Linked DNA regions of Homo sapiens: region 2 is linked to region 1. A link is an interaction called in ENCODE POLR2A ChIA-PET data of the cell type or tissue named here. Cell type or tissue: B cell. All regions are shown on one strand. Links, peaks and the distances in the headings refer to the core of each region. The heading gives the core; the rest is flanking DNA. Region 1 holds the start of LOC101927375 (ankyrin repeat domain-containing protein 26-like). Region 2 overlaps SPATA13 (spermatogenesis associated 13).

Region 1 (14,876 bases), core at 5,602-8,101:
TTAAATGACCAGTTACTGGGTGCAGCACACCAACATGGCACATGTATACATATGTAACTAACCTGCATGTTGTGCACATGTACCCTAAAACTTAAAGTATAATTAAAAAAAAAAAACTAGAGGTGAGGTCTTCTTATGTTGCCCAGGCTGGTCTGGAACTCCTGGACTCAAGTGATCCTACTGCCTCAGCCTTCCAAAGAGCTGGGACTACAGGCATGTGCCAGCATGCCCAGCTACATGTCCACAATGTTATTGGAGTCTAATTACAGAACCAAGGACCAAAGAGAGAAAAAGTTTCCTACTAAAAACTGTGTCATCCCACAGTAAGCATCCAAGAAAGTAAAAGGAAACCATATGATATGTGCTTTACTGTTTTGGAACTGAAAGACCCCGGGGACATTCTATGGTTACTATAATGAGTAATTGAACCCATTAAAAGGTATTCAAGCACATGGATTATAAAGATCACAATAGTATGACTGAAAAGTTCCTGTGAGAATACTCACCAAATAAACCCTGACCAAATTTCAAGTTTCCTCTACTGTGGGAAAGCTTTTCCACATACAGTTTTCCTGTCACTATGTATTTCCCAGTTCATGCCATTTTTCAGCCCCCAATTCCTCTAAGTATTTAGCACCCTTTCCCATTTTCCAAAGAAAAAAGTAAAGGAAATTCAAATAGTCATATTTCTATAATATGTTTTTTTTCTGACCAACTATTCCCCAAGACTGTAAAACAATTATAGGTAGACCGCTGCCACAGTTGAAGAGTAAATACTGTGCAAAACTAGATTCAGAGCAAGAAAATTTATTTCACAAAAGAGCACTTTACCTTGGTACCAGAATCAAAGAGTTCATCATCTATTGAAAGCCATGAGTCACCAGAACTCTGTTCGTTGGACAGCCTAAAGATAAAAACATACAAGAAAAATGAGTGAGTTCACTTCTCTTAAAAAAAAAAATTATTTGTTTTGTGTCTGGGTATCACCCCCCACCAAAAAAAACAAAAACAAAAACAAAATCTGGGGAAAGGTCAGCTACCTATACAATAGATAATATTCCTTAATATAATTAAAATCGGCCTCTTTTTCAAAAAGATTTTAGTTACCTATTTCTGCCTCCACCTTTCCCAATCTATGAAATGTTCAATGAAGACTCACCCTTAGTTCCTTAACAAATAGTGACCAGCAATATATTGGCAGAGCCTGAGAATAATTTGTCTTCAGAAGTGTCTGTCCTGAAGGCTGAATTCAATATCCAATTAATGAGTGACATAACCTTTGTTACCTGAATTGGAACCAATTGATCACTTAAAACAAGGTAAGAAAGAGACACTGTGTCTTCTCCATTACCTGTCTCTGGTTCAAAGGCTAATCTGTGCCACTCAAAAATGGCAGTCTTGGTTCTTCAGCATGGAAACCACTTAAGTAGGCCCTATTGCTGCCCTTTACCCTAAAACAGTGTAGGCAGTTCGCTGAAATGTCTGAAATGCTTGACAGCTCAATGTACGAAAGTTAAAGGAACAAGTGTCTATGTCATTATTGGAAATATGCTTTGCAGAAAGATTAAAACCTTAGCAAAGATAAACTTTAATTATGTTCCCTGCGTAGGTCCTGCCTAGTTCAGGTCCACATCAACTAGCAAGCCCTTGAGAATCTTCACAGATGCTCTGATACCCAAGGAGAGAGACTGCTGGAAAAATAGAGTCCTGAAAGCTGTATCTCTGTTTTTCCCAATTGCTATCTCAAGTTCTTCTTTCCTATGGGCTCCTACTTACAGATCCCTCTAGGACTCAATGACAGTCTCCAACATTGAAGTCTTCCATGTATGAAAGCACCCATTCCAAAAAATGGGTTCAAATGATCAAGAGTAGGAGCTATTTCCCTCCTTCCGGTAAACAAACTACGTGTAGTCTCAGTCATCTGTCCCCAGTACAGACACGTTCCCCACCACCCAAGTGAATTAGTACAACCACCTTGGAGAATAGTTTTGAAGTTCCTGAAAAGACTAAGAATAGAATTACCATATGATCTAGCAATCCCACTGCTAGGTATAAACCCCAAGGGAAGGCAATCAGTATATTGAAGAACTATGAGTACATTCATATTTACTGAAGCATTATTCCCAATAGCCAAGATTTGGGAAATAACTGTTCATCCATAGAAGAAAGGGTAAAGAAAAAGTGTTACATAGACACAATGGAGTACTATTCAGGCATAAAAAAATGAGATCTTGACACTTACAACAACATGGATGGAAATGAAGGACATTATGTTAAGTAAAATAAGCCAGCCACAGAAGAACAAAGTTTGCAGGTTCTCACTCATTTGTGGAAGCTACAAATTGAAACAATTGAACAAAGGGAGATAGACAGTAGAACAATACTTAGGAGGGGCTGGGAAAGGTATTGAGATTGGGGGAGGGTGGAAGTGGGGATGGTTAACTGGTACAAAAATATTTAGATAGGATTAATATGATTTAGCGCTGGATGGCCCAACAGGGAAACTATAGTCAACAATAATTTATTGGCCGGGCGTGGTGGCTCAGGCCTGTAATCCCAGCACTTTGGGAGGCCAAGGCGGGCGGATCACGAGGTCAGGAGATAGAGACCATCCTGGCTAATACGGTGAAACCCCGTCTCTACTAAAAAATACAAAAAATTAGCCGGGCATTGTGGCAGGCGCCTGTAGTCCCAGTTAATCGGGAGGCTGAGGCAGGAGAATGGCGTGAACCCGGGAGGCGGAGCTTGCAGTGAGCCGACATGGCGCCACTGCCCTCCAGCCTGGGCGACAGAGTAAGAGTCCATCTCAAAAAATAATAATAATAATAATAATTTATTGTACATGTTAAAATAGCCAAAAAGTATATTTGGAATGTTGTAACACAAAGAACAGTAACTGCTTGAGGGGACAGATATACCCATTTACCCTGATATGATAATTATGCATTGTATACCTGTATCAAAATACCTCATGTACCTATAAATATATTATGTACACTTGCTATGTACCCATAGAAATAAAAAATAGGAAGACAACCCAAAAAAGAACAGCGAAAAAAAACGGCTGAGATAATAATGACACATTTTTACCAAAAAACTATTCTTACTTGGCTTTCAGAAAACTTTAGGCCAAAGAAACATCAAAATTCAAATGAATAAGCATGGCTCATTTTATTCAATATTTTGATTTATATGATATATGTAAATCAGATATTATCAATGATTAATATTAGTCTTTAAGACTTCTATAAGGGAGTGGGTTAAATTACTACTACCAGGTACTATGCTCATGGCAAGAGTGATGCCATCTGTCCTCCAAACTTCACCATCACTCAATGTTCCCATGTATGATATCTGCATATGTGCCCTCTGTATCTCAAATAAAAGTTGAAATTAAGAAAAGAGAAACACTGTTATAAATTTTCAAAAGGATAGTTTCAAGGTTATCTTTTACAACTTTCTACCTTCAGAAATGCTTTTGTTTGAAAGGAGGGAGGAAAAGCTTCAACTTAGATTAAGTCCTAATAGTCCAATTTTAATTCTCTCAACTTGCTCAAATTGGGTAGGTAAACATAAATTTTTTAAGCTTGGAAAGGTTCTGAGAGAGAGTAGAATACACAGTGGGTATTCAGGTCACATTTGGTGAATAAATGGATTAAAAGACTACGTAAATATATTTGAGGAGTTCAATATTTTTACAGAAAACTAGTAAAGATAAGTAACATTTGTGCAATAGAAATGATTTATATTTGCTATTTTTTATTTTCATAAGGACACCACTAAAATAAAATTATTAAATTATAATTGTTTGCATGTATGTAATAAATCTATCCATAATAAAAGACATGTATATGATAAAGAGTATACACAATACAATCTACCAGCACAGATTAAAAGAGTCCCTCTATTTCTGAAGAGGCTAAACCTTGGCAGAAGATACCAATCCACAAAAAAAAATTAATAGAAAGCAAGAACTTATTTTTATCTGTTCAAGTTTCATATTCCTGTTCTTACCTAGGATTATTTCAGTAATAATAAACTTTCACTAAACCTGTTATACATGCTCATTGTGGATATAACAATAAGAAAAAGGAAAATAAATCACCTGTAATACAAATGTCCCAAAATAACAAAATTTTATCACATTTTGTGTATACTTTTGGCTACCACAAGACCATTCTGTTTGTGTGTTTGTATAAACAAATCGATTTTTTCTCACCTCATATACCAAAGTACATCTTCCCATGTCAACATACATCCATGTCTATTGCTACGTTCAGTAGTTACACATAATTTCATCCTATGGATGCACTGAAATTTATTTATAAAATCCTTTATTTGTCCTCTCCTTAATACATTGCTATTGGAAGCAGTGCTGAGAAAAATGAATTGTATGCATCTCTAATTATTTCCTGAAAATATTTTAGTATAACGGAATTCATGAGTAAAGAATACATGCCTTTTTCAGAGTGATGTTCGCCACCAAATTGTTTATTTAAAAAGTTAACAGTAACTTAAACTTTAAGCACTGGTATAAGTACTACTGATTTTCCAGATCACTAGTAGATCTGGAAAAAGTACTTTGACCAATTTTAAATTATAGTTCCTATTTCTTTAAAAAAATTCTCTGTAAAAGGAAAATACATTTTTCATTGCAAATAATATATGTCTATATTTATGTATATAATGTGACTATTTTGCAAGTATGTTGTCTTTTGTTAATTTTTTTCTGATGTAAGGGGAGTTTTAATTTTTGTTTTCTAAATCAACCTGCAGAATGCATTCATAGGAAGGTCTTTGTCAACATAAAAATGTATCTGTATAAATAGGCATTCGTGTTGTATTCTGGCATTTTCTAATTTTGTATAAGTTTTTATGCATATTCTATCAATAACTTATTTTTGTAATGTACAAATCTAGCTAGTTTTCTCCGGTTAACAGACATTTCATTTACAAATAACTCATCTTTTCATACACATATGAAATGTCATCAGGATCAGGTTCTAAAATTTTACATATAGTTCAGTGTTTGTGCATTTTTTATTCTGTTCCACACATTTATCTGTCTTCTCATCTTTTAGCAAATGGAACTTAATATCACACTTTGATATATCAAAGGGCAAGTCTTTGCTCTTTTACAAAAATTTTCTTAATGTCATCATAACAGTAAAAGGTAGCATATGTAACCCAAAAATCTTAAAACCATGATGTTTTTATTTGGTTTATCTAAAATGAAGAGTTCACATCTTGAGAAAAATGAGTCTTCCCACATGCACACATATGTATATTGCGGCACTATTCACAATAGCAAAGACTTGGAACCAACCCAAATGTCCATCAGTGATAGATTGGATTAAGAAAATGTGGCACCATCTATACACCACATGGAATACCATGCAGCCATAAAAAAGGATGAGTTCATGTCCTTTGCAGGGACGTGGATGAAGCTGGAAACCATCATTCTCAGCAAACTATCACGAGATCAGAAAAGCAAACACCGCATGTTCTCACTCATAAGTGGGAGTTGAATAATGAGAACACGTGGACACAGGGAGGGGAACATCACACACCAGGGCCTGTCGGGGGCGGTGGGGGGCTAGGGGAGGAGAAATAGCTAATGTAGGTGATGGGTTGAGGAGCGCAGCAAACCACCATGGCACGTGTTATAGCTATGTAACAAAACTGCACGTCCTGCACATGTAACCCAGAACTTCAGGTATAATAAAAAAAAAAGAAAGAAAGAAGGAATGAAGGAAGGAAGGAAGGAAGGAAAGAAAAGAAAAAGAGAGAAAGAAAGAAAGAAAGGAAGGAAGAAAGAAAGAAGAAAGAAAGAAAGAAAGAAAGAAAGAAAGAAAGAAAGAAAGAAAGAAAGAAGGAAAGATTAGTCTTCCTATTCAAGAACAGGGAACCATGCTCTCACTTCAAAGGATCCTTCTGAGGTCATTCATGAAATAACTTATTACTCAGGTGTAGGTGGATACAAAAGGGATATTAGATTTTTATCCAAAGAATTTTTAGCCCAGAAGTTAATATAATATAGAAATTATTTTTCTCATGATGCTTGTTTCCACAGCATATATAACATTGTTTAAAATGTGTACAATAAAAAAAAAGCTAGGTATGTTTAATTTTTTTTAGTTAAAGCACTAAAACTTTCAGTAAAGTAACGGGAATTATGAGAGGATCGGACCAGCTAAAGTTTTGTTTTCATCGCGCTGCTCATAATGATGACCTTGAGGTTGCCACACCGGGTGCTGCGGGCTGCAGAGGGAACAAAGCCCAGCGCCCTCGGGGACAGGGGTGAGCCGAGAGCAGGAAAGGGGGCCTCTCCCCGACCCGCCCTCCTCCCTCCCCTGCCGGGCTCCAGTTCCTATTACCTGTTCTTCTCGTCTCTGTCATCCACGCCACTCTTCGGCAGAGAAAGGATCCGCCGCATCGTCTCTGTCCGGTGTCGGCCGGCAGCTCTGCGGAGCCTGTCGAACCCCTTGTCCGGGTCGTGGCGCCTGGGCTGGGAGGAGGCGTGGTCCGCACTCTCACTCCCGGCGCCCGCGCCCACCTTCCCGGGGCTGCTGACCGAGCCCCAGGGCAGCCCGCCCTTCCCCCTCCTGAAGCCCGACGTCTTCTTCATGGCTCCGTCTACCGGCTTCGGAGACCCGCTGGACTTTTCGCCGCCTCCGGAACCCTATATGAGGAAGCAAATCGCGTCCGCCACAGCCTCCAACTAGGAAACTCCGCGACTCTCAGCCCCTCAGAAGAGAAACGGAGACGCGCCAAGCAAAGCCGTTACACGGACTGTGCACGCGCCTCCGGTGTCCCTGCGCGTGACACAAATTTGGCCCCGAGGGAGCTCCATGTGCCTGAGTCCCAGGAGCCCTAGATGCCAGCGACAGCTTGTCACCAGGCCTGCGACGCCAATGGGCGGGAGTCGGCGGAGCTCAGGACACTGACGACGGGCCTGGGGGAAAGCGGTCCCCACACAGCCCGGGGCCAGAGGAGCGGGCTGCCAGGGTCAGACGGAGGAAGACCGCGGGAAACAGACTGGACGTGCAGGGAAAGGTCCAGTCCCACCCGCGGGTGCAGGGAACAGCCTGTGGGGAGGGGACCCAGGGCCGCGTGGGAAGAGTCAGGGAGCTTAGGTGGACCGCCCGGCAGGAAGAGAGGGGAAGGCTGAGCAGTGAAGGGGTCCCCAAGTCAGCCAAGGCAGAGTTCCCAGGTACGAATTCAGAGCCTGACGGTACTGGGCGGGGAGGTAGCCCCCACCTTCCTGAAGCCCCTTCCTTACCTCTGGGAGCGTGAGGCTGGAGACGCCTGGGTAGGTCTGAGGGTGAGCCCTGGGTGTGGGGTAGCTCCACCCTGCAAGTGCCTAGAGGCCCCACACCTCCAGCCTCCCTCTGAATTCAGGGTTCTCTGTCCTGAGGCTGCCCAGGGGAGCCTGGCTGGGGCGAGATGGGCCGGACATGGGCCTGGGCGAGTCTCGCCACAGAGGGGCGCCGCTGAGCAGCCAGGCCTCCTGAGGAGTGGACACTCTCCCGGCAGGCCCTGGGATCCGCCACCCACAAGCACACTTGGAGGCAGCATCCTTGCAGGACTCGCGCCGGAGCCTGAGCCCTCCAGCCAGCCCAGCGCGCCACCGCCCTTCTGTCCCCAGCCACCCACGAGAGAATCTGGGTCGCCAGGGCCTTGTCCTTCACCAAGGCAAAGCCGGCTCAGCCTCAGAGCCACAGGCGAGAGCGCCTGTCTGCATGAGTGAGCATATGGGTGTCTTTGAGTCTGTGGGTGTCACAGAGGAGATCAGGAGCTGCCTGCTCACAGGCACTTTGGGACCCTGAAAGAAAAGGCTGTGCCGAGAGAGTTCTTCCAGTCAGGAGGTTTCGGAATGGGGGAGAAGGGAGTGCCTGGAATCCCGACCTCAGAACTGAGCCTCCCAAGTGGGCAACGGTGGCTCCCCCACGCGCTCAAGGGCCAGGCAGGTGCATCCACCCCGCCTTGCATGGCCCAGGTGTGAGCCGGTGGGCAGAGGTGTGGCCCTGGGTCCAGCTGAGAAGGCTCCCGCATTGACTGGTTGGGGTTGGGGAGTTCTGCCTTCCTGCTTGGCCCAGTGCTGGGACGGGTAAGGGGTGGGGGTAGGGGTCCTATAGCTGGGTCCTAACCCCGCAGGCCACCCAGACCCTGCCCATGTGGGCACTCAGGGGTCAGGTGTTCTTAGAGGGAACTAAGCTGGGCAGGGTCAGCGTCCCATTCTGCAGAGGAGGAAGCTGAGGCCCACGAGGTAAACAGTGGGCTGGGAGTGGGCCTGGTAGACCCCAACCCCAGGCCATGGAGACCACCTACTCAGGGAGCACCACAAATGCCCCTTAACGACTGGATCCTCCAGTTTTCATGCAGTGGGATCTACACTGAACCTGGGGTCTCACTGGGGGAGAGCAGGAGGTGGCTTGAGGCTGGGCATGGGTGGCCACGGGGGTATGGACTGGCTGACCCCTGTGCATTGACCGCACTCTCCGTCCCCAAGGTGTCATGAGGACTGGACATGGGTCTATCAGGACCATCGGCATGATGTCAGCCAAGGATCTCGTGGCCTGCCTCTGCCAAGGGGGGACCAGCACCTTGTCCTGAGCACTTCCAGCCTCCCATTGCCTTCAACCTGGCTGCATTCAGCTGCCATGCCCCTACCTCCTGATGTGGCCAGCACCCTCCAGGACTTCATCTAGGTGCACCCAAAGGCCGAGGACGTTGCTGGCCAGCAGGAAATTCCTGGTGCATCCAGGAAGACTTCCAAGAGGTGGTGGAACAGGGGGCGCCACACCCAGACAGCTGTGTGTAACTGTGCAGCTTCGGGCTGCTGCAGGTGCTGGCCGGACTGTGTTCTGGGCACACTGGACTGTGTCACTGCATGGAGGCTGTTGCCGGAGGAGGAAGTGCAGGCCCCAAGGCCTATGTGCCTGGAAACCAGCTGGGGCTGCTGCAGGAGGAGGGCTGCAGGATGCTCCAGCTCAGACCTGACTCAGGGTTTTAGAGGGCACAGGGCATAAAGCTGTGGACATAGACAGCCCTACTGCGCAGGAAGAGCATAAACCAGCCAGAGGGCATGCATGGGGGCTGCTGTTGCATTCTGGTCTCCTTTGAGGTAGGGAAAGATGTGTTTCTTTCTATTTTATGGGTGAGCAAACTGAGGCAGAGTGGTGGAGTGATTTCCCCCAGCATCGATGGCAGATTTAGCTCCAGGGCTTAGATTTTAGGATCCTCCCTCTCAAATACCATGATGTATCATGGGCTTTTTCTCCACAGAAAATTAGAAACTCAGAAATGGAAAGGAACAATGAAACTTACCCATTCTCCCACTGCTCACATTTCCTTCTGGTCTTTTTGTGTGTGCATATAAAATATATCTCAGAAAATTGAGTTTGTGCTGTGGATGCCATTTATATCCTTTTATACTCAACAGATCATGAAAATCCCTTTTGTTGCTAATTATATTTCCTGGCAGCTCCATGGCCCGTCCTGTGCACATGCTGTTATTCCTTTGGAGAGTCCTAGATTTTTGCTCTTGGTTGTAACACATCATGAGTGACATCCTGTCTCCACGATGTTTTCTCCTTAAGATGGAGACAGATATAGAGCTCCTGGATCAGGGAGCACTGCCACCTGTAGGATCCTTGACTTTAGGAGCTGTCCCCCTAACCATCTGGTCACCTCTCATCCTCCACCCAGCCCTGATGCTCACTTTGCAAATTCTTTGCCAACCTAATGGGTGCAAATTCTTTTGCCAACCTCAGCTGTTTCGATGAGTAAGTCCTCTGACTGCTGGAAGATGACAGGAAGGAGTTTTAGCAATGTTAAAACCACTGAGACTGGGGATGTCTTGGGGTCATCATTGATGTCAGCCCCCACCCCACCAAACACACACACACACACACACACACACACACACACACACACACACTCTCACATTCTTCCTCTGCCTCCCAGGTGCTTAATTTGTATGGCTTTGGTTTGCTGGTGAGGAAGAACTTTCTTCTTTCTTTTATGTGATTTGAGGCCATTATATTTGTATCTGGAAATTGTTAAAATTGAGGCTCTGTCTCCTTTTCCCAGTGAGAATTCATGAGCATTCCCAACATTCCCACGTGGACACAGACACATGCCACTTGTAGCCCCTGTGTTACCTTGTTCTGCCTACAGACACACCCATGGGTCCAGAGACCAGCAAGGCCATATTGCTAATCCAAATTTTTGTGGAAAAGGAAACTGATGCAGGATCTGCTCAGGGTCAGCCCTGCTGCTGACCATCTATGTAACCTCAAATCTGTCATCTGTAAAGTGCCTCCCCCACAGGGCGACGGAGAGATTGAGGGGAAGGTAGGGTCGATGGCTGCACACCGGGAAGTGCAGCTGTGGGTTCTGGGGATGGCATGGCGTGGGGGTCCCTCCAAAGGGACACAGGTCTCTGCAGTCCTGTGGGAAGGAAGCTACCCAGGCCAGGTGCATAGAGACAGGATTTACCTGTGGCCCAATCAGCTGGGTAGGTGAGGCGGTGTGGGGAAGGGGCCAGCCCATCCTGAGGCACTCTCCCCACAGGGAAGCCCCACGGCGTGCACCAGCTGGCCACACTGCCAATGAGTTGGATGTGGAGGACGTATCGCACCTTCTGGTGGCCAACACCCTGGTGGCCACCTGGATGAGGCCCACAAGTCCCTGCTGGTAGCCCTCTCCTGAGGACTCAGATGGCCCCGTGCTGGCCCTGCTGGCCTTGCTGCGGCTGGGGAGAGGCTGCTTCTATGATGCCAACCCAGGTGGGCTGCAGAGGGCAGGTAGCAGCGGGACTCTTCTCTGAGGAGGGCACAGGCCTTCCGTGGCCCTTGCTCTCCACCCCACAACCTGGGCTTTGGAGCAAGCAAACCTTGTTCAGCCCTAGTTCTGCCACCTGCCACAGGATCTCACCTCTTTGACCTTCAGTCTCCTCATCTGTGTCCTGGTCTTTCGGGTTGTCATGGAAATTAGCTGGAGCAGGTACCCCAGGGCCCAGCAGGTTTCCTGCATACGGTAGGTGCTTTGTATTTGTTTTTGCTGTGGTTCCAATGATATCGGTGAAAGTTTTTGTTTGTGTGTTTTTGTCCCTATGCCCTTCCATACTACACTGCTTTTCAGGTGAAAGAGGCTATATGTATTTTACATGTTGTACATTACAAGAAAACTCAGAAGAATTCTTTTTACAAAAGGCACAATTCAATTGTATGAAAAGAGTCTAACACTCTCTCAGTAATTGTTTGAGCAAAGACATTTTGAAAAAAAGATCAACAAAGGTATGTAAAATATAAGTAGCAAAAAATAAAAACTTGATGCCCTTTTAGTTTATGTAATATTTCAACCTTCCTATTTTAAAGTCTAATATTTTATATATGTCCAGTAGACCATGCATTAAATCTAGAATAAATGATGAAATCCTAAGCTGCATGTGTCATAGGATTGTCATCACACAGACCACATTATTTAACCTTAATCTAATTGTCACAAAAATAGCCTTCATTTGGACATAAAATCACACAGAAAAAATAAACTTCTAAAAACCGATGATGAAAGAAGACATTAAAATGAATATTCTAAAATATTTAAAGGTTATACTTGGTAAAACTATAAATTTGTGGATACAACAAATGCAGTGCATTAGTTTCCTATCGGTGCTGTAATAAAGGACCATAACCAGTGACTTAAACAACACAAATATAGTATCTTAGAGTTTTGGAGATCAGAATTCTGAAATTGGCTTTAATAAAATAAAATCAAGGTATCTACAGAGTGGCATTCTTTGTAGATGTTCTAAAAGATCATTCTTTTCCTTGACTGCTCCAGTTTCTAGAGGCCACCGGCATTCCTTGGCTTGTGTCCTCTCCTTCATCTTCAAAGCCAGCAATATTGCATCTTCAAATCTCTCTGAATCTCTGCTTCTGTCTTCCACTTTTAGCCCATTGTGATTACATTGCATCAGTATCTATTACTATATGGACATATTTTGGATGCTGTTATTCTGCCTACCACAAGCAGTATTTAAGGAAATATTAGACTTATAAATGATATATTAGAAGGTAAGAAAGACTGTAAATTAGTGAATTGAGTTTCTAATCTGAGAAATATTAGAAAAAGTCTTCAGAATAAATCCAAACACATTAGTAGATATGAATTTCTAGTAAAAAATCATGGATAAAAAAATTGTAACAGAAATCCAGCAAAGTTCAATAAAGATCAACATTTCTTTAAGTACACTAATAAAAATGGTTAATCATCTGTCAAGATTTATCAGGAAAATAGACAATATTAGAAATAAAAGGATGAACATATTAAATTGCTGGAGCTTATGCCAGTAAGCAACTTTGTAACACTTTATTTGAAATTTTAAACTATCTGCATATATCCTCAAAAATACAGCTTACTAAACTTGATTAAATATTAATTATAAAATGTTAATGCTCCTGTAGCTGGTAAATAAACACAATCCATAGCATCTGCTTTGAGTATGATTGGTGAGGAGACAGCAAGGAGCAGGTGCCACAGGAAGGTGTGACTGGCCAGGTGGGTAGGTGTCCCTGAGGAGTCCCATCTGAGCTGGGTCCTGGGTGTGCAAAGTGAGCAGGGAGGAACATTCCAGACAGAAGAGCCTGAAGGTCTGGAGCAGACAGCGTGAGCGCACTGCAGATTTGATGCCCTCATCTGTAGAAAAATGAGTTCTGGGCCTGCCTGGGCATCTGGACCTCAGTTCCAGTAGGAGAATCTGTGTATGTCACTCAAGTTCTCTGAGCTCTGGTGGTTCATGGCTGCTTCCTCTTGTTTTGGGAGTGACTGCCAGGTCCAGGAGGTGCACCTCAATAAGTTCTTGGACAAACTGAGTAGCAAATCCATGAGGAAATGTGGATTCTCTTGGAGTTCTGGAGGTCAGAATTCTGAAATTGACTTTAATAAAATAACATCAAAGTATATACAGAGTTGCATTCTTTCTAGAGGTTCTAAAATATAAGCAAAGTTTTACCTGCAAATAGTGATATAGTGAAGTTTTCCCTGGAAAAGGTCAAAGATTTTCTGAAGAACATAAAATCCAGGTAGGCTGACCAGACCCCAAAAGGCAGAAGGAGCTGGCCTGAAATTCATATCCAGGGTCACAGGCAGCCTGCTTAGGAGCCCAGGGGCTTGCCCCTCAAGCTTAAAAGGAATATTTTGTCTCTAACTTTGGAAAGTGTTATGGCTCTTTGTAGCTCTGTTCTCAGACAACACAGAAAATTCTTCAGGAGGTTTTAAGGCAATTTAGTTTAAAGGTCAGAGCATGGACCTCCCCTTAAACAATTTAAATATATGTGCTTTTTGTTTTTTTTTTAAAAAAGGCAAAGTCATCATATAGAAACGTTCCCTTTATTCCTGCAGAAATTTGGTTATGAGCACACACGCATGCGTGCGCCGCACACACACACACACACACACACACACACACACACACACAATCCTTTAACTTACATTTTTTGGTCCAGGGTTTTATTAACAAGGTAAAATATTACAAGGTGAAATATATACACATACACCCATATACATATATATATACACACACACATACATATATGATGTTGTTTATATACATATCGGATCATACTATGCAACTTATTCTGTAACTGCAGACATATTTCAATTTTAAATAATCATGAATAATTCATTCATATGGAGGCTTTATAATGATCTATCCCCAACTGATTACCTTTTTTTATTGGTTCCAATTTCTAAGTATTACAAACAGTTTTCTGTGAACTTTCTTGTATCTTTGGGCTTTTGTAAAACTAGTTCTCTAAGAACCAATCACAGAATGGAATTTCACTACTAAATGACTGTAGTACTTAGAGTCTTAGATCAGAGGTCCCTGTTCAGAATGCTAATAAATGCTCCTTACGCCAGCTTCCTAAATTGAGTGATCAGTCCATGCAGGATAGTTTTCGAAATTAAGAAACTGTGAGTATAAAACATGTTTCTTTCCATTCTTAGGCTCAGGAGTTTATTAACAAGGTGAAACATTATAAGAAAGAATTTTGGAAGACACTATACAGTCAAATATTATAGAGTCCAGTCCCAGTTGTAATTATCATAAGAACAGAACGTGTGCACTTGATCAGCTTCTGATAGGCATTCCGGGTCAAGGGTAGATCTGTAACTTTACACATAGACTAACGGAAGAGAATGGAGAGTCCAGAAATTAATTTAAGCATCTATGGGTAATTGACTTTTCACAGCATTGCCAGGAAAATTCAATGGAGAAAAAACGCTCTTTTTAACAAATGGTGCTGGGATAATGATAGCCACATGCAAAGGAGTGAGGTGATGTTCTTACATGGCAGTATATACAACAATTAACTCAAAATGAATTAAAAACCTTAACATAAATGTTAAAACTCTTAAAAGAAAACATAGAAATAAATCTCCATGACCTTTGATTTGACAATGGAGTCCTAGATATAGCACTGAAAGCATGAGAAACAAGAGGAAAAATACATAAATTGGACTTCATCAAAATTAAAAACTAGAATCCATAAAAGAACATTATCAAGATAGTGAAAAGACAAGTTTGTAGTTTAGATTTATTTTAATCTATTTATCTATCTATCTATCTATCTATCATGCTTTGAATTGCTGCCCTGGCCCAGTTTTATTTGCTCTTTATTTTTCAACTTTTATTTTAGATTCAGAGGGTACATGTGCAAGTTTTTACTTGGGTAAATGACATGATGCTAAGGTTTGTGGTATGAATACACCCACCACCCAAATACCAACCATACTACCCAACAGTTAGAATTTCAACCCTCACCACCACCCTCCCTTTCCCCACTAGTAGCCCACAATGTCTTTTG
Region 2 (14,876 bases), core at 6,929-9,428, 260 kb after region 1:
GGACTTCTGGACCCAGCTTTCCCATCTCGGAATGTACTAAGCTGCCTGCCCACGTCTTTCAAGAAGTCTTTGCTTCTTAATTTTCTTATTAATTGTCTTTGGCTCTGACTCCTCATCATGCCATCAGGACATTTTCTTAAAAGTGTCTTTGAAAATCTGTAGAAGGTATTTACAACTATAATTTTTTTTCTTCAATTTTGTGGCTCTCTTGACTTCCCTGTTTTTTTTTTTCCACTGAACTTTTCTGATTTCTCCATCAGAAAAAGAAAAAAATATATAGCTCTCTCTTCTTTTATCTATTTCAATGAACTCCTTTTTCTAATTCCTTTAGTCCTAACTCTTTAGCTAACACCCATATCTAGTGTCTATTGTTCAGTGATCTGCTCTTATTCTTTACTTTCCAATCTAATTGTAAGAAGGCTCTCCCCACACCCTCGCCTTTTTTTTTTTTTTTTTTTTTTTTTTTGAGACAAAGTCTCACTCTGTCACCCAGGCTGGAGTGCAATGGTGCGATCTCGGCTCATTGCAACCTCCGCCTCCTGGGTTCAAGCGATTTTCGTGCCTCAGCCTCCCAATTAGCTAGGATTACAGGTGCCCGCCACCATGCCCAGCTAATTTTTGCATTTTAGTAGAGATGGGATTTCACCATTTGGCCAGGCTGGTCTCAAACTCCTGACCTCATGTGATCCACCCGTTTCGGCCTCCCAAAATGGTGGGATTACAGACGTGAGCCATGGCGCCCGGCCAGAAGTTTCCTTTTTTAAGTCTGTCTCTCCACAGGAGTTCAGAGGCAGAGAGGACAAAATAATGATTCACTCTCCACTCCCTGCAGGAAGATATTTAGCTGCTGAAACCCAGAACTGTTGTGGTTTGCCATAGAAATTTCCTCCTGGTACAATCCCTTCCCTCTTCCTCTTCTCATTAGGACCCTTTGAGATGACCCTCTCCAGAGCTGCAGGTGCAGTTAAAGACTTTGTGTCAGGGGCATGGACCCTGTTTCGATTCTCATCTAAAAGAGTCAGCTTTAGCCTAGACCCCTGCGCCCCTGGGTAGCCTGGCTTGGAGCCTGGCACATAGCAGTTGCCCTATGACTATCCTGTCCCTGCTGGCCAGGTGAGAACTCAGAATTAGCCAAGCACTGCTACCTTGAGGTACCCAACAGCTGGGCTGTGCTGTGATGACATTTTCCCATGGCATGGAAAATGGGCATGCACATTCCAATGCTGAATGGGTGACATGCCTAATGTATAACCACACAAAGGCTTCTGTGCATGCACGAAATGATGGTTGGCTATTAAGGAAACAAAGGGTAACTTTTGGCTCCCCCAGAAGAGATCATATAGCTAGGGAACAAGGGCGTGAGAAGAATCCAGAAACAACCAAGGCAGATAATAAAGACAGAGAGAGGCCGGGCGCGGTGGCTCACGCCTGTAATCCCAGCACTTTGGGAGGCCGAGGCGGGTGGATCATGAGGTCAGGAGATCGAGACCATCCTGGCTAACAAGGTGAAACCCCGTCTCTACTAAAAATACAAAAAATTAGCCGGGCGCGGTGGCGGGCGCCTGTAGTCCCAGCTACTCGGGAGGCTGAGGCAGGAGAATGGCGTGAACCCGGGAAGCGGAGCTTGCAGTGAGCCGAGATTGCGCCACTGCAGTCCGCAGTCCGGCCTGGGCGACAGAACGAGACTCCGTCTCAAAAAAAAAAATAAAAAAATAAAAAAATAAAGACAGAGAGAGAGTGTATTTTGTTGCTTGTTGTTCAGGAGAAGCCGAGATCCAAACAACAGAAGTGTGAGTAACAAGAAGAGCTTAGTCAGGCACCAAGGAAGCTCGAAGGGAGATGCAGCATTCAGGTAAGCATGGAAGGAAGCCCTGTGCTCCCAGCAGGAGGGAACAGGGAGAAGACCAGAGAGTCGGCACCCCGGTGGGTAGGGAACGGCTCAGGGCCCAGCAGGTGCCCAATGCCCTGGTCTTCTCAGCTGCCCCATATGGGTTTGCACCCCTGACAATCCACACCCTTTTACAGTTCAAGCTTGTGTGTGCCCTCACCCCTTCTAAATAGAGAAGGGGTTGCTAAATAGAGACTGCTTAACAACAAGTAACTTTAGGTAAGCCACTAGTAAGTAATGTTTCTGCCATAAAGAATCCTGCTCTGAGCCGAGCTGCTGTACGTCAACCTCAAGGGTACAGGAGAGAACCAGAGTTATGGCTTTCCATTCACACTGGTCTGTTTCCCTCAGAAACCGTCTTTACTAACTACTGAGTACTCAAAGACATGTTTATAAAATACAGGTAAGCAACATAACAATACAACAAAAGCCGCCATGCACTCGTGGCACAGCTCACGAATGGCCCTTGTGTCTTCATAGCTCTAGGACTGGATATCCTGGAGGCTCTTCAACCACTCTATTTCAATAGTTAATTGCACACATTCTAAACAACCTGAAAACTTCTCCCATGGAGCTCCCAAAGTGTTAAGGCTGACACTGAAGCCCACCTATCACTGCCTGGAGTTAAGAGCTGCCTACGGGTAATGGCAGCAGTGCTCTCACCTGTGCCCCTTACCCATGCCCCTCACCCGTGTTCCTGTGTGGTATACTTGAGCAGCTCGGCCAGCTGCAGCGGGTATTTGCAGATCTTCTGCACTGGTGTGAGCAGGAACCCGTCGATGGCGATGTCAATCATCTGCTGCAGCAGGCGGCAGGCTTCAAAGAAATGTCTGTACTTGCCCTGCTTCATGAGGTTGGCGAGCTCCAGGCAGGCGCCCGGGTGGTTGTTGCAGTACTCGGAATAGATGGCAAAGCCCTCTTGCTGGGAAGGAAAAGTACAGCTTCGTCAGCTTCTGGGGTGCCTCTGGGACATGACAAAGACAGGCATCATCCCAGCCCTCTCTAAGGGACACTCCTAGAAAGGAGGAAGATGGACTACTGCAAGAAGGACAGGGCATGAAATCCGCTGGCACCCAAGCTGCCCTGCCATGGTTTCCGCAAGCGTTATCTGGCCGGCGAGAAGGGGTGCTTCAGCAGGCTCCTGAGGGGGTTGGGGATGAGGCTGCCCTGGAACTCAGCACCCTGGTCTCTTTCTAGCCTGCCTCACGCTCATCCTGGAAGGTGGGGAGCAGGGCCTCTAACGTCCCCCTCCCACAAATTTTTTCAACTCGCTGAAAACCATGTATGCAGTTTTAATCGTTGCTTATTCTTTGTGGTTTACAACTAGTCTTGTCAGGTTTTCCTCAAAAATGCCCATTTCAACATACCTCTCTTCCCAATTCTCTGCCGTCACCCTGGCTGGGCCCGCCAAGACCCCTTCCCTGGTGGCAGCAGTACTCCCCTGTCCTCACTGTGAGACTTACCTTCCTCATGCCACCACCTGGCCTCCAGCCTGTCCTAAGCTGGCTCCTGCAGGAACCTTCTGCACAGGCCACACAAGGAGGCCTGTGACAATGTCCCAGATATGCCCACGTCACACATGGGGCCCAGCCTCCAGCTGACTAACTTAACACAAAAACATTATGCCCAGCCACTTAAAATCTATCTGCCCCAGAGGACTCTAGACAGCTACTGAGCCCAGCACCCAGGAAGTGAAGGTGTGGTGAGGCTGTCATTGTTATTATTATTACTCTTACTGTTCCCTAGCTATTTGGGCTGGGACTAAAATCTTCCTCTGAAATCCTTTAGCGGTTAAGTAGTAATAGTCAATCATAAGTTAAAAAATGATAAATGCATGTTATCACAGGAAGGTTCTGAGGCAGTTACAGTATCACAACCATGCGTCCTGGAGCCGCATGCCCGGGTCTGCCTTCACAGATGCCTCTTACTGGTATGTGGTCTTGGGTTACTTACTCTCTGGGCCTTAGTTTCCTCATCTAGAAAGTGAGAGATAATCATATCTACCTCATAGCAATACACAAGCTAATATAAGAAAACCCTGGAAACAGTGCCTGAAATGTAATAGACACTTCCTGGATATTATTAGGAAGGACTCCATAGTTCTTATGGCATAACCCTTAGAAATTTTTAAAAAGTAATTACTCCAAATGTAACCCCCTAATTCCAGACTACATAAAAGGATTTTGAAAAAATGAATTTGGGACATTTAGACAAGATTAACTATACAGATTTTGTTTATATGATAAGCATATAAGATAGAAGAAACATCTCCTTTCTATGGAAGATTCATCTAGCAAACAAACAATAAAACAAAAGAGACTCCTGTTTTCTGTGGAGATGCACTTCAAAATTATGTAAGCAGATGTTATTAATAATGAAGTAAAGGGTGACGCACATTTTGAAGAAAGCAAGATCCTATTTCACTTAAGTGAGGTTCCTCTTTGTTGTACTGTTTCTCAAGGTCTTTCAGAAACTTTCTTTGGAATTTGTAAATATCTTCAATGTTTCCAAAAATAGTGGCTAGCTGCGCAACGGTGAACATTCCTGTGTGCTTGCGGCACTGTCGGATATAGCCCTGCAAAATACAGAAGTAATACTTTTTATTTGGAAATCCAAATAAATTATTTGAATAGTACAGCTTTTGTAGGCCTAAAGCCATGAACTTGGAATGAATTTTAATTAAAAAGACTCTATGAGTCTCTGATGAGGTCATCGTACTTCCATGACTGCAATTTGCCATAGGTGTTTTAAAATAAAAAGAAAGCAAAAAGGCTCATGCGGTTGGATTTAGGATCCAATAAACCATATAATGTTTCCAGAAACAAGTTTCAAATACCAGAGCTCAAAAATTGGTGTCGTCACGTGTTTTTCCAAACTCTTCAGGTAATCATTCTCCCAACCCTAATTCCATTTCACAGCCCAGGAGACTTGTCAAATGCAGAATGTCACTGCTTGCTGAATAGCCCATGCAGCTCTGTGCACTGTTCATCAGGGCAAGGATTCCTCTTACCCAAGGATTCCACCAGCACCGCCTTTCTATGGACAGCATCAATCTGTGGGTCTTTAATCTGAGGCTTGCACTAATTATCTATGTGCAACACCATGGCTATACTATGGCTTAGGTAGGAGCTAGTGGGATAAGAAGAAAAGGCTGTACATACATGTAACAGCTAACTCAAAAAGAGTTATCATGACATTCAGTAGAATAAACTGACCATGGAGTAAAACACATACCAATGACTACTTGGTATGAATTTTAACAGGAAAACAATATAATGTAATAGTTCAGAAAAGGATAGGTTCTGGGGCAGACTGCCTGGGTTTAAATCCAATCCCACCACTTAACTTCTCTGTGCCTTTGTTTCCCCATCTGCAATGGGGGCTAACAGGACCTGCTCAGGGGGAATGCTGTGGTAGCTGAGTTAATCCAGGTGAGGGGTGACAAACAGTCAATGCTCAATAATCATGGGCACTTCCTCTTATTTCCCTAAATGGCACTGCAGACCTGCTTCTTTCGCCACACACTCATACAGAACGAGATGGCTGGCACAAAGAAGCTAAACACTGGCATGTCCACACAGCTGGCTAATCCGATTAGAGAACGGGCAGTTCTCTGACTTCAACCTGTCTTCAGCACTGAATGGTCAGCGTTGAACTGATAGTGCAGATATCAGCATTTACAGCTAGGAGAGCCGTAATGAGCAGACAGGGCGAACAGCAGTGTAGTGTGATGCTCGTACACAATCCATAGAAGCACAAAATACCACAGGAAGACAAAACCTTTCAGGTGCACCTCTACTAATGACAAGTTCTCTGAAATCAGGATAAAACTATAAAATAAAATTTGTTGCCAAGTAGAATAGCATGACAATAGAATATAGCCTTTCATATGACCAATATAAAACCAGCATTTTTTCCCATCTGTGTCTAAATGACTCAGGATCTCATCTGTCAGTTGGTGATTAGATGCAGCGGGGTTGCAGATAGTGACAAACCTTTGACTCTTTGTAAAATCAAGTGAGGGTGTTGCCTTCTATGAAAGCCATTCTTTTCAAATAATCTCAGGAATTAGGTCCTGATAGAGATAGTTGCAGAGTGCACTTAAGAGAGGGGCCGGGCACACTGGCTCACGCCTCTAATCCCAGCACTTTGAGAAATCAAGGCAGGAAAAGTGCTTCAGTCCATGAGTTCGTGACCAGCCTCGGCAACGCAGTGAGACCCTATCTCTATATAAAATTTAGAAAATTAGCTGGGTGTGGTGATGCATGCCTGTAGCCCTAGCTACTCGGGGGGCTGAGGAGGGAGGACTGCTTAAAGCCCAGGAGTTTGAGGCTGCAGTGAGCTATGACCACGCCACTGTACTCCAGTCTGCATGACAGAGCAAGACCCTATCTCTAAGAAAAGCCTTGTCTCTGAAAAGAGACCCTGACTCTAAAAAACCTCCACCAACAGCTAGGACAGCCGCAGCACTCAGACTTAGCAGTGCAGACAGCAGAGGCGGAGAAATGAGCATACATGTGGGAGCCTGATGGGGGGGCGGGGGGTGGAGGTGGGGAGAAAGCCCAGGCACCTCATGCAGCCTCATACTGTGACCCTCAGTGAGGTCCCAGCCTGGCGTCCCACCTCACAGATGTCCCTGAGGTGTTTGATGTACACCCGCTCGGTGTCCATGATCTCCCGGATGACGTTGGTCCGCATCTGCTGCTTGTTCTCACAGTGTCTGTGGCGGCTCTGGCTGGCCTCCTCGTCCTGCTCCTCACTGGGGGTGCTGCTGGAGTTTTCCGACAGCTCTTCCTGATTCACTCGCAACTGCAACCCACATACAGGGGACAGGTGACTTGGGGCAGGGGAGGGCAGCATGGAGCAGAGGCAGGAGACCTCCCAGGTTCCTACTTTCCTGTGACCTGTTAGGAAGGCAGCCTGGCCCTCGCCTGAGTCTCATGGCCTCAGCAGGGCTGCGGCTATGCCAGCAGGCACGAGGACCACAGAGAAACACCGAGCAACTCGCTTGCCTGCCTTTAACATTTTTGCTCCGACCCAGCCTAATTTCTTACAGGTGTGACTTGCATGTCAGATATCAATTACAAAAGAGCTGACCTGATAAAAGGCGAGTTCTGACCTGAAAGGATCCTGCAGCTCCCCCAGGTACTTTGGAAAAGCTGCAAGCACCCCACACTTACTCTGACGAAGCTCGCGGGGAACCAGGCTTCCTTATCTTCACTGCGGCCCCACCACCAGTCCTTGTTGGAGGCTTCCAGAACCTGGATGACATCCCCGGCTTTGAAGCCCAGTTCCTGGTCATCCATGGTCACATGGTCCCACAGGGCTTCTGCGCAGACCACGTTGCCATCACTGATCAGCTGAAAGGAGACAGTGGGGTGCGCTCAGCATAGAGCACGAGTGGGCGGGATGGTGAGGGAGCCACTAGGTGCACTCTCTCAGGGTGACACTGGTATCCTCTCACTTGGATATGCTGGTGGCATTTGGTCCACACTGACTATGTGACTGGTTACACAAAGAGAACCCAGGAGAACAGACTAAGAAAAAACAAAGTCAGGAGGACATCTCTACCTGCTTTTAAAGAAAGCGCTTAAACTGGGCGTGGTGACTCACACCTGTAATCCCAGCACTTTGGGAGGCCAAGGCGGGTGGATCACCTGAGGTCAAGAATTCAAGACCAGCCCAACCAAGATGGTGAAACCCCATCTCTACTAAAAATACAAAAATTAGCCAGGCGTGGTGGTGGGCTCCTGTAATCCCAGCTACTCGGGAGGCTGAGGCTGGAGAATCACTTGAACTCAGGTGGTGGAGGTTGCAGTGAGCGGAGATCGTGCCATTGCACTCCAGTCTGGGAACAAGAGCAAAACTCTGTCTCAAAAAAAAAAAAAAAAAAGCCAGATGTGGTGGCACATGTCTGTAATCCCAGCTACTTGGGAGGCTGAGGCAGGAGAATTGCTTGAACCTGGAAGGCGGAGGTGCAGTGAGCCGAGATTACATCACTGCACTCCAGCCTGGGCAACAAGAGCAAAATGCAAGAAAAAAGGGAGGGAGGGAGGGAGGAAGGCAGGCAGGCAGGCAGGCCCCTTTTTAAAAAAGTACTAGCTGCTCACTTAGCAGCAGGTCAGTTATCTAGCAAACTTGAATTCTGAAATATTTGCTCCAAAAATGGTTTCTGGCAGCCGTACTAGATGTCACAGAGCCAAGCCTACTAAAGTTATGCACATATGCTATTGGAAGTCCCTCACATCTCCCTCCAGTGTGGATCATTCATACTTTATTCACAATTCGAGTAAGTTTTGCATCTAACTTTACACTTTACAGCAATTGAAGAGAACATAGCATGATCTTGAGATCGTTAACAATTAAAAAGTCAGGAACAGATGTGGCTCCTCCATCCCCTGGCCACGGGAGCAGGTGATTTTGCCCATCTCCTTAGCGCCCAACGATACACATCACTGGCCATCTCAGTAAAGACGCTGACTCACTAAGGAGTTATGCTCCACACGTTCTGCTCAAGAATGCCAAAAGCTGGAGGTATCTTCCAGAATGATTTCCTAAAAAAAAAGCTAAAGCTGCAGGGTGGCCAAAGGAACACCAGATTTGGAGGGAGAAATACATGGGTGCCTCCAGCTCTGCCATTCGCCAGCCAGTAATTAGACATCTTTCCTTAGAGCGTTGATGAAAATGTGGATAATAACCATAATGTCCGCTTCTTAGATCAGTTGTGAGAATTACATGAGATAGTGGAGGGGAGGGTATTCTTTATCAAGTGGAAAGCACTGGCCGAACACTGATGGGGAGCTGCTGTTCCTTACCTAAAAAGACGAGCTGCCTCTACCCAGAAAGCTTAATCCCATATATTTTCCTGGACGAGGTCAGAGAATCACAGTGTTGTTCTTTCTTTATTTTTGAGATGGAGTCTCGCTCTGTCGCCCAGGCTGGAGTGCAGTGGTGTGCTCTCAGCTCACTGCAACCTCCGCCTCCCAGCTTCAAGCAATTCTCCCTGCCTCAGCCTCCCAAGTAGCTGGGTTTACAGGTGCGCACCATCATGCCTACCTAATTTTTTTGTATTTTTAGTAGAGACAGGGTTTCACTATGTTGGCCAGGCGGGTCTTAAACTCTTGACCACTAATGATCCACCTGCCTTGGCCTTCCAAAGTGAATCACAGTGTTGTTTTAATCAGAGTTCCAGGTTTTCGGACATGCTTAGTAAAGAAGAACTAGGGAACAAAGTCAGAAGTGGTTGTGGACCCTGAAAATCAGGTATCCCGTATCCACTACTGTCGTGTGGAATTCCAGTACCTCATTGATGGCCAGCTGCTCCCCGCCGGGCTGCAGGTACCGAGGGCTGGCCTGGCAGAGGTCTTCATAGCTGAAGTCCTCCTCACTACCGTTGTCATCCACTAAGGCAGAGGGCTCAGTACCTCCATCTGAAGAAACTAAAACATACAAAACAAAGGCATGATTTAAAAGACACAGCTAACAAGATTTTTTCATATGATGAAAAAATTTGGTAACATACTCCCAAGGGAAGGTAATCATCTGCATCTTACTCAGAATAAGAAACTATTAGAAAATGTCTACATTACTCCAAAGTTAAGAGCTGCAGTTAAGTGTGACATTAAGTGAGAGGTGGAATGTTAAAGAGTGTATTGCCAACACAATACCATTTGCAGAGTGAAGACCATCAGGATATTATGTGTAATTTAGTTGGAAGTCTGTGCTCCAAACTGGATATTAACAACATAAATATAGATAACAATGCTGCCAAGCAATGTGCTGGAAAGCTGAGGAGGTAAAAAAGATGAAAAAGATGATCCAATATTCTGCTTCCATCCTTTATCTGCAAGGCAACAGTATTACTAAAACCAGTACATCCCAACAGTGTCTTGAGTAGAAAAGTGCCATCATTCTTACTCTCTGTACATATTTGAAAGGCTTGGAACTCAAAATATGAGAATGAGGAATTATATAGTACTTTTACCAGAAAAGAGAGAGAAAGATCTTTTAAGGATGGTGCAGCTTTTTAGATTGGCCACCCTGCTAGTCAGATTTTCTTTCTTGGGAAAATGAGCCACCCTTGGCAAAGCCAACAATCTGTCACTGAGCAGTCTCTTCTTTCAGACTCATGGCCTCAGTCCTCCTGTGCAAGTTCAGGGATGTCTCCATCACTGTTTCTCTACTTGATCTTAGCCAAAAGTCCAAGAAGCAATCTATCAGTATTTTTTCCAACGGAATGACTGTCAGGTGCTGGGGACAGAAAGCTATACAACAGATGACCCTTGTCTTTAAGGGGATGCAATAAAACCCGAATTCTGATGACTGCAGCCAGGAAGTGGAAATATAATAGGGAGAGTCTGAAGCAAGTGGCAGGATTTTAAAGAGGAAGGGATCCTCCCCAGTCAGGGAAAGGCTTCCTGGAAGAGGAGCAGGCGACTCAGAACAGTGCGATGGCCCGATTGCAAATCACAGGTGGCTTGATTCGAAGCACATGCTCCACAGACTCCCTGCACATCTCATGAAAGACAAGACTGCAAAGATCGGGGGCACACAGAAGGGTCTCACAGGCTAGAGTTCATCCTGGGCTGCTGTTCCAGGGTTTGGAGAAAGGAAGCCACAGGACCTAAGTAGAGTCCCCTCATATGACAGAAAGAGAAGAGGTTTTAGGGTCACAGAGTCTCGTCTGAATTCTGGTCCTGCCCTTCTGTGGGCATGGGACCTAAATCAAGTGACTGCATTTCTCTGAGCTTCATGTCCTTCTTTTTGAAGAATCAGGCCACAGAATGCAGGTGAAACTTTTAGCATCCTTGACAAGTAGCTGGAACTCCACAGAGAGTGCTACTGTGGTGATGGTGTCCCGCACGATGAGGGCTGGGCTAATGACAGACTTTGCTACGACGTGGAGGAAGAGCTGTTGGGGCAGAGCCTGGGGCCAGGGAAGCCAGCTGGGGAGAACACAGGTTAGTGGGAGTGGGCAGCAACAAGAGCTGCCCGAGGAAATGGCATCAGGAACTGAGATCCATGTTGGGAGGCCAAGCTCATGCCTGCAGCAACAGAGATACAGTCAAGGATGTTTTGGAAAAATTCCAAGTTCCCTGGAGATTTAACAAAAAGCAGAAGCCTGAGGGAGAAGCTGGTGTGCCAGCAAGGACAGAGGGCTGGCTGAAGGTCGCCCTGGGATGGTGCTCCATGGGCTTGCTTTCCTCAAGGACTTGGCAAATCCACGTTTCTAGTTACTTGACTAGAAAAGGATGGGTCTGGTTTCTGACTGAAGAGTTCTTTCTTGGGGAGATGTTTTATATTCGGATCAATCTAACCTGCATTTTCTATGCACAGTTCATCTTACCTGCACTGGCCATGTGCCAGGTGCTCGGCAGACACACGTCCAGCCCCAGACTCCCACCCCCCACCATCATGCTTAGCCTCCTGCTCCCCTTATGCCTCTCCTCCCTTCCCTCCCCTCATCACTTCAGCCACACTGCTGTCACAAGCAACCAATTCTGTAAATAGAGCCCAGGAGTCTGGCACTAGAACAATGATAAACATGGAAAAAGATCCACAATAATGGGGGTAATCAACACTGCAGAAGTAGTATTTCATGCACCAGCATTTTAGGTCTTCCTTGCCAAGCACAGACAGGGCTGTCATGATGAGGAGGAGTTCAAGCTCATGCACTGGTGATGCACGGAGCTCTTGAAGCAGGACGGAGGGAAAGCAGGAAGGTGTGCACGTGCTGCCAGCGGCGCCTCTCCCAGCCCGGCCCCAGCCCCTCTCTCAGACTGTGCTCAGGCCACCTCCCACCTGGCAGCCCCAGTCCTGTAAGCCTGAGCTCTGGACACAGCACCTGTGAGTGGTGCCCACTGAGCTGGGTCTGCTCATGGGCTCTGGCTTTCCAGTTGCTTCCCCCTCTGCCTGGGGTGCCCCTCTCAGAGAAACCCCGACATCCCAGCCACCATCACCTCCTTTCCAGAACCCTTCTGTGATTCCAGGAGAACCAGCTGCTTACGTCCATGACAGCACACGCCACATTGAGGCATGGCCCATGGGTCCGCACCTGTGCCCCAGCCGTGAAACCACCCAGACAGGTGCGCCGGACACCGCGACAGCCAGGGAACCTTGGAGCAGCTGACAATGGAAGCCAGGGGAGAGCTCTCAGTGTGGACAAAGTCAGGGTTCCAGGCTCTGAGTGCATGGTGCCAGTCACCCTCTACCCACCTCCACTCCCCTGCCTGGGCCCATCCCCAGTTTTGGTCAGGAAAGGTCAGGGCCTGTGTCTGTGAGGAAAAAGTGAAAGTGAGCTGTCTAAGAGACCAAGAGACGGGGTTGGAGGGGGAGGAGTAAATTCCCGGGCCTAAGCACAAAGCCAAGAGGCAGAAGAAAGCGCTCCACAGCCTTGGTCTTGCCTTCTGGGCCCTAGCTTTCTTACCTGCTCATTAAAGGAGAGGGGACGGTTGCCAGGGGCATGGCAGGGCCTGGCGCCTCAGGAGAAGGGAGTGCACCCTGGGAGCACGGGTGGGTGGGCAGCAGGGAGCCAGCTATGCATGTGTGTACCCATGTCTGTCTGGCTGGGGGTGTGGCTGGAGGCCTTGAGAAAGCCAGACATGTGCTGTCTGAGAAACACGGGAGCCTGAACAACGCATGGTGACTGTTTCGTTTTAAATGTAACTTCTGCTTCCTATGCTAGGCCAGGGTGCGTACAGTCGGAGAGCAGGAGGTCACCTAGTCTAGTATGCTTTGCTGGTGTGTGAGTTTGGGGGTGGGTTGGGGGATGTCTTGAGGAAGCACATCATTTTTTTCATGCATGAGTGTGTTTTAGACTCCAAGGGAAACAACACTGAAGACAAAGGCCTTCTCTAACCCTGGAGCGGCTGCCCAGACCACGAGGCCCAAGAACTGTGCTGCTTACTGGCCGAGATATCCTGATGCTCCTGGGTGAGGAGCATATACACAAAGTCTGGGTGTCTAATGCCTAAAGCAGCAGGAATCTTCCAATTTTAGCAACCACTGATCTGGCACTGTCTGGTACCAATAGCATTTTTCCTTATCAATTTAAACCGTGGTTGAGCCAAAAAAAAAAAAAAAGTGCATCTCAGTAAAATAAAGGCATTGGGGCTTCCCACCCACAGCACAGCTCTGAAAAATGACGCTTTCTCCTCGAAGAACTGAACAGTGTTTTCCAAGGGAGAATTCTTTACCATGATCTAGCTATTGCTGTGAAAATCAGTAAAGAAAGAAAAAAAGCTGGTTGTAATCATGTATAAATTCACAATTAACAGGAGTCTATTGAAAAGTTAGACCTTTACAGGAGGTACCAGGAGAAAAACCTCTGGACAGAGACACGGACTGGAAATACTGACTGCTCTCTGAGTTCTTCATAAACACTTAGCAAAACAGCTCTACCCGGGGTCGTGGTACGCACCTGTAGTCCCAGCTACTTGGGAGGCTGAGGTGGGAGGATGGCTTGAGCCTAGGATTTCCAGTCTGCAATGAGCTCTGATTGTACCACCAGACTCCAGCCTGGGCAACAGAGCAAGACTTTGCCTCAAAAGAAAAAAGTAAAGAAAAAAGACAACTCTGGCTGAGGTTAATCACAAGAGAGGTTTCAACAGCAACTGTTTCAACATCATGGATTAGTAGTTAGCGACACTGCGGAAGCAAGATGGCTTGAAGCGCTCATGGGTGGGCTGACTCAGTCCTGGCCAGGAGATGGGGGGCAGAGGCCAGGGGCAAGAGACTTGAAACATGGACGAGGGAAAGTCATGGAGCCTGGAGTGAAAATTCCTGGGTGAATGTCCTTGCTTCACTAACTTCCTAACTAAATGACCTTGGTGCAAGTCACTTCAGCTCTTTGAGCTTCAGTTTTCCCATCTGTAAAGCAGGCATTAGCCTGTATGTTTTATCTATTCAGAGGTTATTCTTCCACCTCTCACATCCCACGACCCACTCACTGGCAGATCTGATTCAAGTTCCTGAAAGTGTCCAGGATCTGGCTACCTCTTACCCCTCTGCCACCACTCAAGCCTGGGTCCCCTCCCACCACTTAAGCCTGGGTTCCCATCCAGCTTCGGGCTCCCTCCAGCAGCCCCTCCTGGTCTCCCTGCTGCCACCCCTGCCCCCGGCAGGCCATAGCTGCCAGAGCGATGCTGCCAAACCATTCCTAGACTGGATTGTGTCACTCCTCTGCTCAGAATCATCCACAGGGGAGACAGCCAAAGTTCTTGAGACCTCTCCCCAGATACACTGTGCCTCCCACCCCTCTCCAACCAATGGGCTCTTGGCTGCAAAGACCGCAGGCACTCCTTGCCCAGGGCCGCTGCTCCGTGTGCCTGACAGCCCTCCCCAGGTACACACACACTGGCTCCCTCTCTCACCTTCACCATACCACTCAAAACCACAACCCTCACTCTCACTCCACTGTCTCCCCTGGTTTAGTTTTCTCCATAGCATTTGTCACCGTCTATAATGTATTCTGTTCACTATCCAGAATGTAAGCTCCAGAAAGGCAGTAATTCTTGTCTGCTTTATTCTTAACTGTGTTCCTGCCTGGCATACATGGGAGGCAGGGAAGGAAGGAAGGAAGGGAGGGAGGGAGGGAGGGAGGGAAGGAGGGAAGGAAGGAAGGAGGGAAGGAAGGAAGGAAGGAAAGAGGGAAGGAAGGAAGGAAGGAAGGAAGGAAGGAAGGAAGGAAGGAAGGAAGGAAAGAAAAACAGCATGTGGACTTCATGCAAGGCTTTGGGGTCAGATGAACTTGCCTTCAAATGATAGCGATGCACATTTTTTTTCTTTTCTATATTTTTCTTTTTTGAGTATGAGTCCTTGGTCAAGTTTCTTTCTTTGTTTTTTCACCTGTTGAATGTGGATGATAAAACCCATCTCTCAGGGTTGTTTATACATTCTGAACAAGTACTTGTTATTGGTGTGCTTTGAGCCTCAAGTGGAATGATGATACATGAAAGCACCCTGTAAATTGAAAAACAGTATAGAATTG

Evidence for each region. Peaks named below come from ENCODE experiments on the same cell type or tissue, not always from the same donor. Only the 100,000 strongest peaks of a DNase experiment are listed, where the experiment ranks them.
Region 2: POLR2A ChIA-PET joins it to region 1 with 5 read pairs; 2 of 35 experiments call an interaction of 5 or more read pairs at or near these places.

The regions. Positions count from the first base shown.
Region 1 is chr13:24,533,664-24,548,539 of GRCh38, reverse strand. It overlaps LOC101927375 (ankyrin repeat domain-containing protein 26-like), which reads right to left and starts at 7,540. Exons shown (of 11, transcript XM_011535334.3): 1 at 7,283-7,540; 2 at 6,378-6,682; 3 at 832-904. The coding sequence starts at 6,628. It overlaps LOC105370295 (a long non-coding RNA gene), which reads left to right and starts at 6,820. Exons shown (of 2, transcript NR_158455.1): 1 at 6,820-7,213; 2 at 8,513-9,402. RefSeq lists an enhancer at 6,683-6,742 and a silencer at 7,375-7,669. In B cell, for the core only: no CTCF peak of the experiment used is centred there; DNase peaks (open chromatin) are centred at 6,789 and 6,899; H3K4me3 peaks cover 1,069 bases; H3K27me3 peaks cover 1,971 bases.
Region 2 is chr13:24,278,586-24,293,461 of GRCh38, reverse strand. It overlaps SPATA13 (spermatogenesis associated 13), which reads right to left. Exons shown (of 13, transcript NM_001166271.3): 5 at 9,191-9,327; 6 at 7,069-7,248; 7 at 6,512-6,697; 8 at 4,284-4,463; 9 at 2,578-2,810. Among named protein-coding and RNA genes, the nearest start is that of C1QTNF9, 24 kb to the left of the region's middle. RefSeq lists an enhancer at 11,570-12,069 and a silencer at 12,403-12,482. In B cell, for the core only: no CTCF peak of the experiment used is centred there; no DNase peak of the experiment used is centred there.